3 separate regions of the Mus musculus genome follow, and regions 1 and 3 are each linked to region 2. A link is a loop called in an ENCODE intact Hi-C map of the cell type or tissue named here. Cell type or tissue: left cerebral cortex. All regions are shown on one strand. Region 1 overlaps Fars2 (phenylalanine-tRNA synthetase 2 (mitochondrial)). Region 2 overlaps Fars2 (phenylalanine-tRNA synthetase 2 (mitochondrial)). Region 3 overlaps Fars2 (phenylalanine-tRNA synthetase 2 (mitochondrial)).

The links. Hi-C counts contacts between places; a loop is a spot of excess contacts. Peaks named below come from ENCODE experiments on the same cell type or tissue, not always from the same donor. Only the 100,000 strongest peaks of a DNase experiment are listed, where the experiment ranks them.
Region 1: it touches region 2 in a loop (6-fold over the local background); 2 of 42 quality-filtered maps call a loop at or near these places.
Region 3: it touches region 2 in a loop (3-fold over the local background); 2 of 42 quality-filtered maps call a loop at or near these places.

What each region holds. Positions count from the first base shown.
Region 1 is chr13:36,531,123-36,533,622 of GRCm38, reverse strand. The region is part of intron 6 of Fars2 (phenylalanine-tRNA synthetase 2 (mitochondrial)); the gene reads right to left. Among named protein-coding and RNA genes, the nearest start is that of Gm46409, 81 kb to the left of the region's middle. In left cerebral cortex, no CTCF peak of the experiment used is centred here; DNase peaks (open chromatin) are centred at 20, 395 and 1,521; H3K27ac peaks cover 1,980 bases.
Region 2 is chr13:36,365,201-36,367,700 of GRCm38, reverse strand. The region is part of intron 5 of Fars2 (phenylalanine-tRNA synthetase 2 (mitochondrial)); the gene reads right to left. Among named protein-coding and RNA genes, the nearest start is that of Gm40912, 160 kb to the right of the region's middle. In left cerebral cortex, no CTCF peak of the experiment used is centred here; a DNase peak (open chromatin) is centred at 1,239; H3K27ac peaks cover 652 bases.
Region 3 is chr13:36,489,314-36,491,813 of GRCm38, reverse strand. All of the region lies in intron 6 of Fars2 (phenylalanine-tRNA synthetase 2 (mitochondrial)), which reads right to left. Among named protein-coding and RNA genes, the nearest start is that of Gm46409, 120 kb to the left of the region's middle. In left cerebral cortex, no CTCF peak of the experiment used is centred here; a DNase peak (open chromatin) is centred at 1,048; H3K27ac peaks cover 895 bases.

The DNA of each region.
Region 1 (2,500 bases), 170 kb before region 2:
GTGCACTGGCATGGTGCTATTCGTCTAGTTACAGAGTTGGACACTGAAGAAACCAAAAAAGAAATCTGGGTCATTCTGCCTGTAGACACTGGACACAGGCAGCCATACGTGACCATCCTTGTCTGCTCCTGAGTGATTCAGGATGGTCTGCTGTGCCAATACCACAACATCTTGTGCTTCTCCCAACCAGCCTGACATCACCCCCACCCCCTTTCAGGGTCCAACTAGGGGAAACAAAACACATGACTTGCTTTCACCTTGGTCCTGTTCCCTGCTCCACTCTGAACGTCAAGGCTTACCCAATTCCACCTCCCACCCAAGTCCGGATGCTCAGGCAGAAACTGAGAACCAGGATGGGCAATCCCATGTGAACTATGGGGAGAGGAGGCAGGCCAGCGGGACAAGCCAGCAGAGGGGGATTCTGTTTTAGTGCCTCCTCCTCCGAGACTCCTAACTTTAGACCAAAGAGAAAGCTGCGTGGGATTGAGAACAGTCAAGTCTGGATCAGTGAAAGGACTGTCAAGCTTATGCCTAAAAGGGTTTAGCAATCCCCTTCAGGGTATGCATCCAAAGGAGGTTTTAACAGGTGTTGAGAGGACCTGGACCCCATGCTTATTGGCACAGTATTCATAAAGCCAAGATATGAGATTACCACAAGCATCCGGCAGGGGGTGAATGGAAGAAGAAATCAAGAACACTTACTCAATGGAATACTACTCAGTCTTTAAAAAGGTGCGATGGTGTCATCGCAGCAGCATGGGTGGTCCCGAGGATGCTATGCTCAGTGGAGTAAGACAATTACAGAAGGGACACAGTGTGTGCTCTCTCTTATTTGTGGGGCCTAAAGAAGCTGGTCTCACAAAAAAAATAGGGGCGGGGGCTGCCAGAGGCTGGGGTGGGGATGAAAGATCAACAAAGTTATGGAAGGTGAAAGGAGCAGGCTCTAGTGATCTGTGGCAAAGCAGATGACCCTGGCTAGTGACCCTGTTTTGAATATTTTACATTATCTACAAGAGGACTTTAAATGTTCTCAAAACAAAGAGATGACGAATGTCTGAGGTGACGGATATGCCAAGCACCTTGATTACTGTATCATTACACATAGCTCAAAATATTTTACTGCATCCTGTAAATATTCATATTTGTGTCAGTCTTAATGTGAAAAAGCTGAGCAATAAATATCTTAAAACAAAATAGAAAGAGTAATAAAGTGAACCATCATCAGAACTACTTGAAGATTAACTAGTGCTCCCCCCAGCTCAAAGTATGGGGGGTATTTTCTGAAGGGGTACAGGGCTATGGAGCCGCCTGGAAAGAAGGAACAATGGGTCAGAGTCTTGGTGAGGGAGGGAAGACTTCTATTATACAACCACTGGGTTCACCGTGGCAACCAAACTAGCTCTGAACTTGAAATAAAACCCTTCCTCACATGCAGCCCAAACCTATCTCCTACAGCATCCACAATAGTCTGCTTTTCCATCTGTGACAGAGCAGCTACTCTGTGTTCTTGGATGGTATGCCTGACACCTCCCAGAATAGACGAGGCATGACCAGTGGGCACTGCAGACACTGCCTATCCATCCACACAGAGATTACTCAGTGCAGAAAGATGCTGTCCAGAAGAGTTCCACTGACAGAGTGAGAAAGCTGGATCCTTGGCTTTGTAGTCAACTAGTTCCTGCTTGTCAGAGACAAAGGTTCAGCCCGATGCCCCATGTTATCACTCTTCTGCTCAGTGGAGAAAGCAAGTTCATTCAATGTATCCAGAAGCTCGTGGAAGCCAGACAAGAAGCACGGGCGGCAAGACGAGGGAGGGAGGGAGACAGCTCGATGTTACTTCCAAGGACAGGACCGAGAGCTGCCAGGCTGTGGGAGAATGGAGAAGCACCTGACTTTGTAGTTGAGAGAAAGCTGGTTCCAATTCCCGTTCTCTTTGCTGTGAGATCTAGGGCCCCTGCATGACCTCTTGTGCCTTGGAGTTCTTGCCTATGAAGCAAGACCTCCATTTCCTTCTTCTATCTCTGAGGACTAGATGGACACACTATACAGCAATTATTTCAGAGCCTGCCCATCAAGAGTGGATTATCTACTCAGTGGTGGGGACACATTCCAAGACCACAGTGACTGCCCAGTACCAGCAATAGCAACAAACACTATAGATACATTTTTCTAAAGTATGACTGGGGTACCTGTGATGAAATTTGATTTAAATTTAAAGTTTAAGTACATGAGAGGCGAACCCCCCCCCAACCCTCACCCCTCACCATCTGAGGCAGATGGAAGAGCTTGTCCCAGTGAGCTGTCCCGGATGGGGTGTGGGTTAATTGCTGGAGGGTATCAGTGAGGGAGAGCTGACCCTATCACTTCTCTGCTATGAAGTGGTCTTGGATGGGGGAAGATGCCTTCCACCCCCTCACTACTGAAGGCAGACAGGAGAACTGACCCTAGGAGAGAGTGTAGGAGAGCTGGTTCTACAACTCACCTGTCAAGAGGTGGCATG
Region 2 (2,500 bases):
TACTAGACAATGAGTTTATTAATAATTTGAACACATCCATGCATCTCTGGAAGATATTTATGATGCCATGTAAATGAAATTATCTAGAAGTGGCATTACATTCATTAATTTTATAGCTAAAGAAACTGAGGCACAGTTAAGTATGAATGATTCTTCTCCAAATCTTGCAAAAACTGCTCAACTGGCTGTGAGCAGAACAGATACTCAGTGAACACTGGTGGCCTGAGACCTATCTGTGCATGTAACAGACAGAAACATCTATTACGTTCTAATTTCTTAATTTTACAGAGGGTAAGCAAGAACGGGGCTATGCTTGGTACCTGGAACCATTCTGTGTGCACAGTACTCTTTAAGCAAAGGAACAGTCATCCACTGGTGATATATTTGTGATATACAATGGTGATATACAGTGAGTGGCTGTAATGATGACCAAATGAGGGTTGAAATCAAAGACATGGAAGCACAGTTACTTCTTAATGCCCCTCATGTGTTGACCAAACAATCACAGGCAGTTCCCCAAATGGCTCTCAGTGAGTGCTGCCTGAATGTACTCTGTTGTCAAAGACAAGTAAGCATGGTCCATCACAGTGTCCGCAATGCTGAACTCAGTTATTCTAGAGTGCAATGATTCTAGAAAGTTCATTAGTCTTTGTCTCTGACTTTCAACTAATGTAAAAACAACAACAAAAACAACCCCCCCAAACAAAACAAAACAACAAAAAATCAAAACTATCACAATTGTTTTTTCTTTTTAAACACTGAAAGGCCATTTTGTTTATCTGGTGAAATATGATCAAAAGTTACCCAGTTGTTGAGGGGCACACACAGAAACTTAGTTGTCCAATGGCAAAGGCTCTGCCATGAATTGTCAGACAGGACTGAATGAAATTGCTGGTTAGTGACTGCTCCCAGATGCCTCCAGAGCTATTTGTCAGGTTCTACCTGATGGTTGTATAACTCTGGACAAATTTCTACATTCTCTAAATATCAATTTTGCCATGTGTAAAACGTGCACTCAGTGCTTATTCTATGGCACAGTGGTAAAAACCATTCGTAAGCACCTGGCAAGCACTTGGCAGCTGCTGTGGGTGCTTGCATGCTTTATAAAGGTTAGTGGTTACTCACAGGAAGGGAGCTGGCATCTGGTTCTGAGGCTGAGCTAAATGCCTGAGTGGGGTGTCTCACTCAGGATCACTTTCAGACCCACAGGAGAAACAGCCTCCTGCACAGGCCCTGCTGTGCACAGGCGGAAGGCGCACACTTGGCCCCGACAGCAGTTTCAGCAAAGCAGCTGTTGGCTGTGCAGGAACCCAGAGCTCAAAGCAAAGAATAAGCACAGCACACACCTTGCACACACCTGGCTACAAGACTGCCTGTGTGTGATGCTCAGAGAGACGGTGCCCCAGGGGACCATGTTCAGCAACACACTGGTGGCTTTTCAGCAGCACCACTTGCAGGCAACACATATGGCTGACTTGGGTTTTTAATTCCAAGTAAAAGAGAACCCAGTTAAAGACTCTGAGTCAATCTTATTGGCACCATAACCTCCTTTCCTTTTTCTGCGTGTGTACTCTATTTTTCATTTTCAAGATGTATGTATGTATGTATGTATGTATGTATGTATGTATGTATTTAGTATATGTATTGTGTGTACGTGTACGTGTGCGTGTGCGTGTGCGTGTGTGTGTGTGTGTGTGTGTGTGTGTGTGCAGTGTGTACATGGAGGCCAGATGAGGGCATTAGAGGAAGTAAAGTATACAGGAAGTTGTGTGTGTGTGTGTGTGTGTGTGTGTGCAGTGTGTACATGGAGGCCAGATGAGGGCATTAGAGGAAGTAAAGTATACAGGAAGTTGTGAGCTACCCAATTTGGGAGCCAGGAACTGATATCTGATTCTATGGAAGAGCAGCAAGCACTCTACCTCTGAGCCACCTCTCCAGCCCCTAGGTTTCATTCTAGTGAAATGAAAATATGGCCCCTGAATTCCTAGTCAAACTGCACTAATCAGATCCTCTGAGAGTGTACTGATTTCCCCTTTAGCTGCAGGGGGCACTCTCTAAGGACGAGTCATTCTGAACCTTAGATGGACACAGCTTCTAGGGAACCAGACAGCAAGGAGCAGATGCTGTGTCCCACCTGTGTGACGTTACTTGCTCTCATCACCCTGCACACTGTCAAAGCTACAACATTCCTACATAATCCCTTTCAGTTTTCTGTGAACTCTGCCATGCTGATATGAATCCCAAATCCTTAATTCTACGTATGCAGAGAGACTATCCCAGAACTAATAAATAGACAGATCTCCCAAAAGTATTGCTTACTTTCATACTTAAAAAAATTTCTTTTGGCTACCCAACCTTTTCAGTAATCACACATATTGACATATTTCTGTCTGCAGCCTATAGAGAACCAAAAGCAAGTGCTGGCAGTGTGAGTGAGACCATTCCGTGGAATGGGAAGGTCAAACCTTGACTCCCTGACCATTTTTCTATCAAGAATGGT
Region 3 (2,500 bases), 120 kb before region 2:
CATCTGTGGGAAGGGCTTCACTATACATGCGTATATTGGTTGCACATCCTGAGGAAGGGTTGTGGCATGTGATTAATGCCAAGTGAGGATTTAAAAAAAGGTTTCAGAATGAAAGAAAAATAGAATTTCTATTTGTGAGAGGAGGCACAGAGCAGGTGCCTCGGTGGGGGTGCAGTTATGGTACACAGTCTTTTCAAGTCAGGTCTTGAAGTGCCAGTGTGCCCCACTGCAACAGTCACTTACCTGCTGAAGTTTACCCACCTGCCTTCCAATTAACATTCCCAAAATAACAGCACTGATGATGATAATATTAATAGCAGCTATAGCAATGGAGTCCCCTATTACTGCTACTTGCTCTGGTCTCTACTAGGTCCTCTTCATCAGTGGGACCTGAAATCAGTTTACAGTTCTCAAGTGTGGCATGGAAGCCACTAATATCTACCATGTTGGTCCCTGCTGGCTGACAGGCCTGGGTGACTCCTGCTTTAGGAAAAAGGGTCTAAACTATCCTTAGGGTCTAGATGTGAAACTGTTCCTCATGGACACATTTGTTTTACTACTTGGTACCTGGATGTTGGTGCTGTTTCAGGAGGCTCTGGAACCTTTGGACCCGGGTCTGTAACCCCAGGGGTAGATCAGAGGGTTACAACCTTTCCTGTTTCTGATGCACTTCTGCATTCTGGCTTGCTGAGAAATGAGTCCCAGACACATGTTCCTGCCACCATTAACTGGATGTGCTGTCCCCACGATTCTGGACTGAGGGTCTGAATCAAAACTTACCTTTGAACCTCCCATAAATTGTTTCTTGCCAGGTATTGGGAAACAGTGATGAGAAAAATAGCCAATATAATTATGGACACAGACTAATGAGGCGCATTCCAAACCTGCTCATGAGAATTCCAGCGTGCAGCGTGGGGAGGAAGTGCACTAAGAAAGCCCTGCCTGGAGCAGGTCTGCAGTTCCCACTGAGGCCCTCTCTCTGTCAGCCCCACACGGGGGCATCCCAGCATGACCAGCACTGTGGAGGGTTTCTGCAGTCCTGGGGGAATGAGCCTGTCATCAGCAGGCTGCCCGCTATGGGTGTTTTTTCAAATTCATTTCCAGCCACATTTTGGCCCAAAGCCCCGAAGCTTCTTTTCAGGATGAGAGCACGCAGCCTCCCAATTTCATTTTGCTTCCTCCCTGCTTGTTCAAAGAACAATCATCTAAGATAAAAATATCATCCTCAGGCAAAAAGAATTGAATTCAAACATTCTTAAGAACAGATTCAACAACTTTTCTCTCACAAACAAAACAAAACAAAACAGAACCACAAAGCTGCTTCATTTCTGGTCCCTAGTTACCCTAACAAAGAAAGGAAAGAATGGTGAGAAGTTGAGGGTATTCAGAAGAGAGACTTTCTGAGAGACTTTGGAGTGACAGTGGGTACACTGTATCCCAGTAACCAGTCCTAGCAGCCCTGCAAGGGGGGACTGCCACTAGTTCACCACAGGTGACATGGAGGTCTAGCAGTATCAGCAATATGCCCTGGGTTGCACAGTTGGTCTTGAAAGTTTCAAACCCAAGCAGCTTTCTCCTAGGACCCATGTTCTTACCACAGTGGTACACTTGCATGCAGCTACAGTCCAAACAAGCTAGAAGTTAACTCTTGGTGAATAAAAACTAAAACATGTTACAATTTGACCGTTCTCTCCTCTCCTTTCCTTTGTTTTAGTGGTTGTGGTTTTCCGGATAGAATCTTAGCACTGTCCCTGCTAAGCACATGTTCTGTCAGCGAGCTCCACCCTCCACCCTGCACTCCATACTTTGCCTGTCATGATGCACAGCCTCCACAGCCAGTTGGGCCACTTCACTGTCTGCTTTTCTTCACTGTTTCTCCTGAGATACAAAATCCCCACAAAGCCAATGTATATCAGAACATTGACCTTCCTGCCCTCTGGAGTCTCCCCACGCCAACGTCTGGATGCCTCTCTGTGAACATTAATACTGTTGATTTGTTGACTTTTTACCCCTACCACAACCACAATAGCTTATGACTTGATTTGTATATAAAATATCGTGCTATATATAATCTTTGGGGATAGATGCAGGGTATTTTCTTTTTGGGAGGAGGGGCTATTGTCCTGTTGTCACAAACATTCCCAAGATCACCTTAGGGGTACCTGCAATAACACCAGGGCTTGACCTTGGTTTCTGAGCTAGATCACGTGGGGCACAGCACCTCTCTGGTCTTCCCTCTTATCACACTCTCCTCACTGGGCTCAGAACCAAGGCCTCTTTCCTGTGTTTACAACATCCCAAGTATCCTGTTGCCTTGGCACCTGAGCTAGCTATTCACTCTGCTGCTCTTACATTCAGATGAACTGTCAATCTCCACCCCAGCCCCTGAGAAGCATCTCATGATCATGGAACTAGGAGCACTGCCCAGAAAATGCACCCCACTTTACTCTGCTAACAGAATGCCCAGCATATACTGGTTTTTAGCTTTCTTTACAAGAAA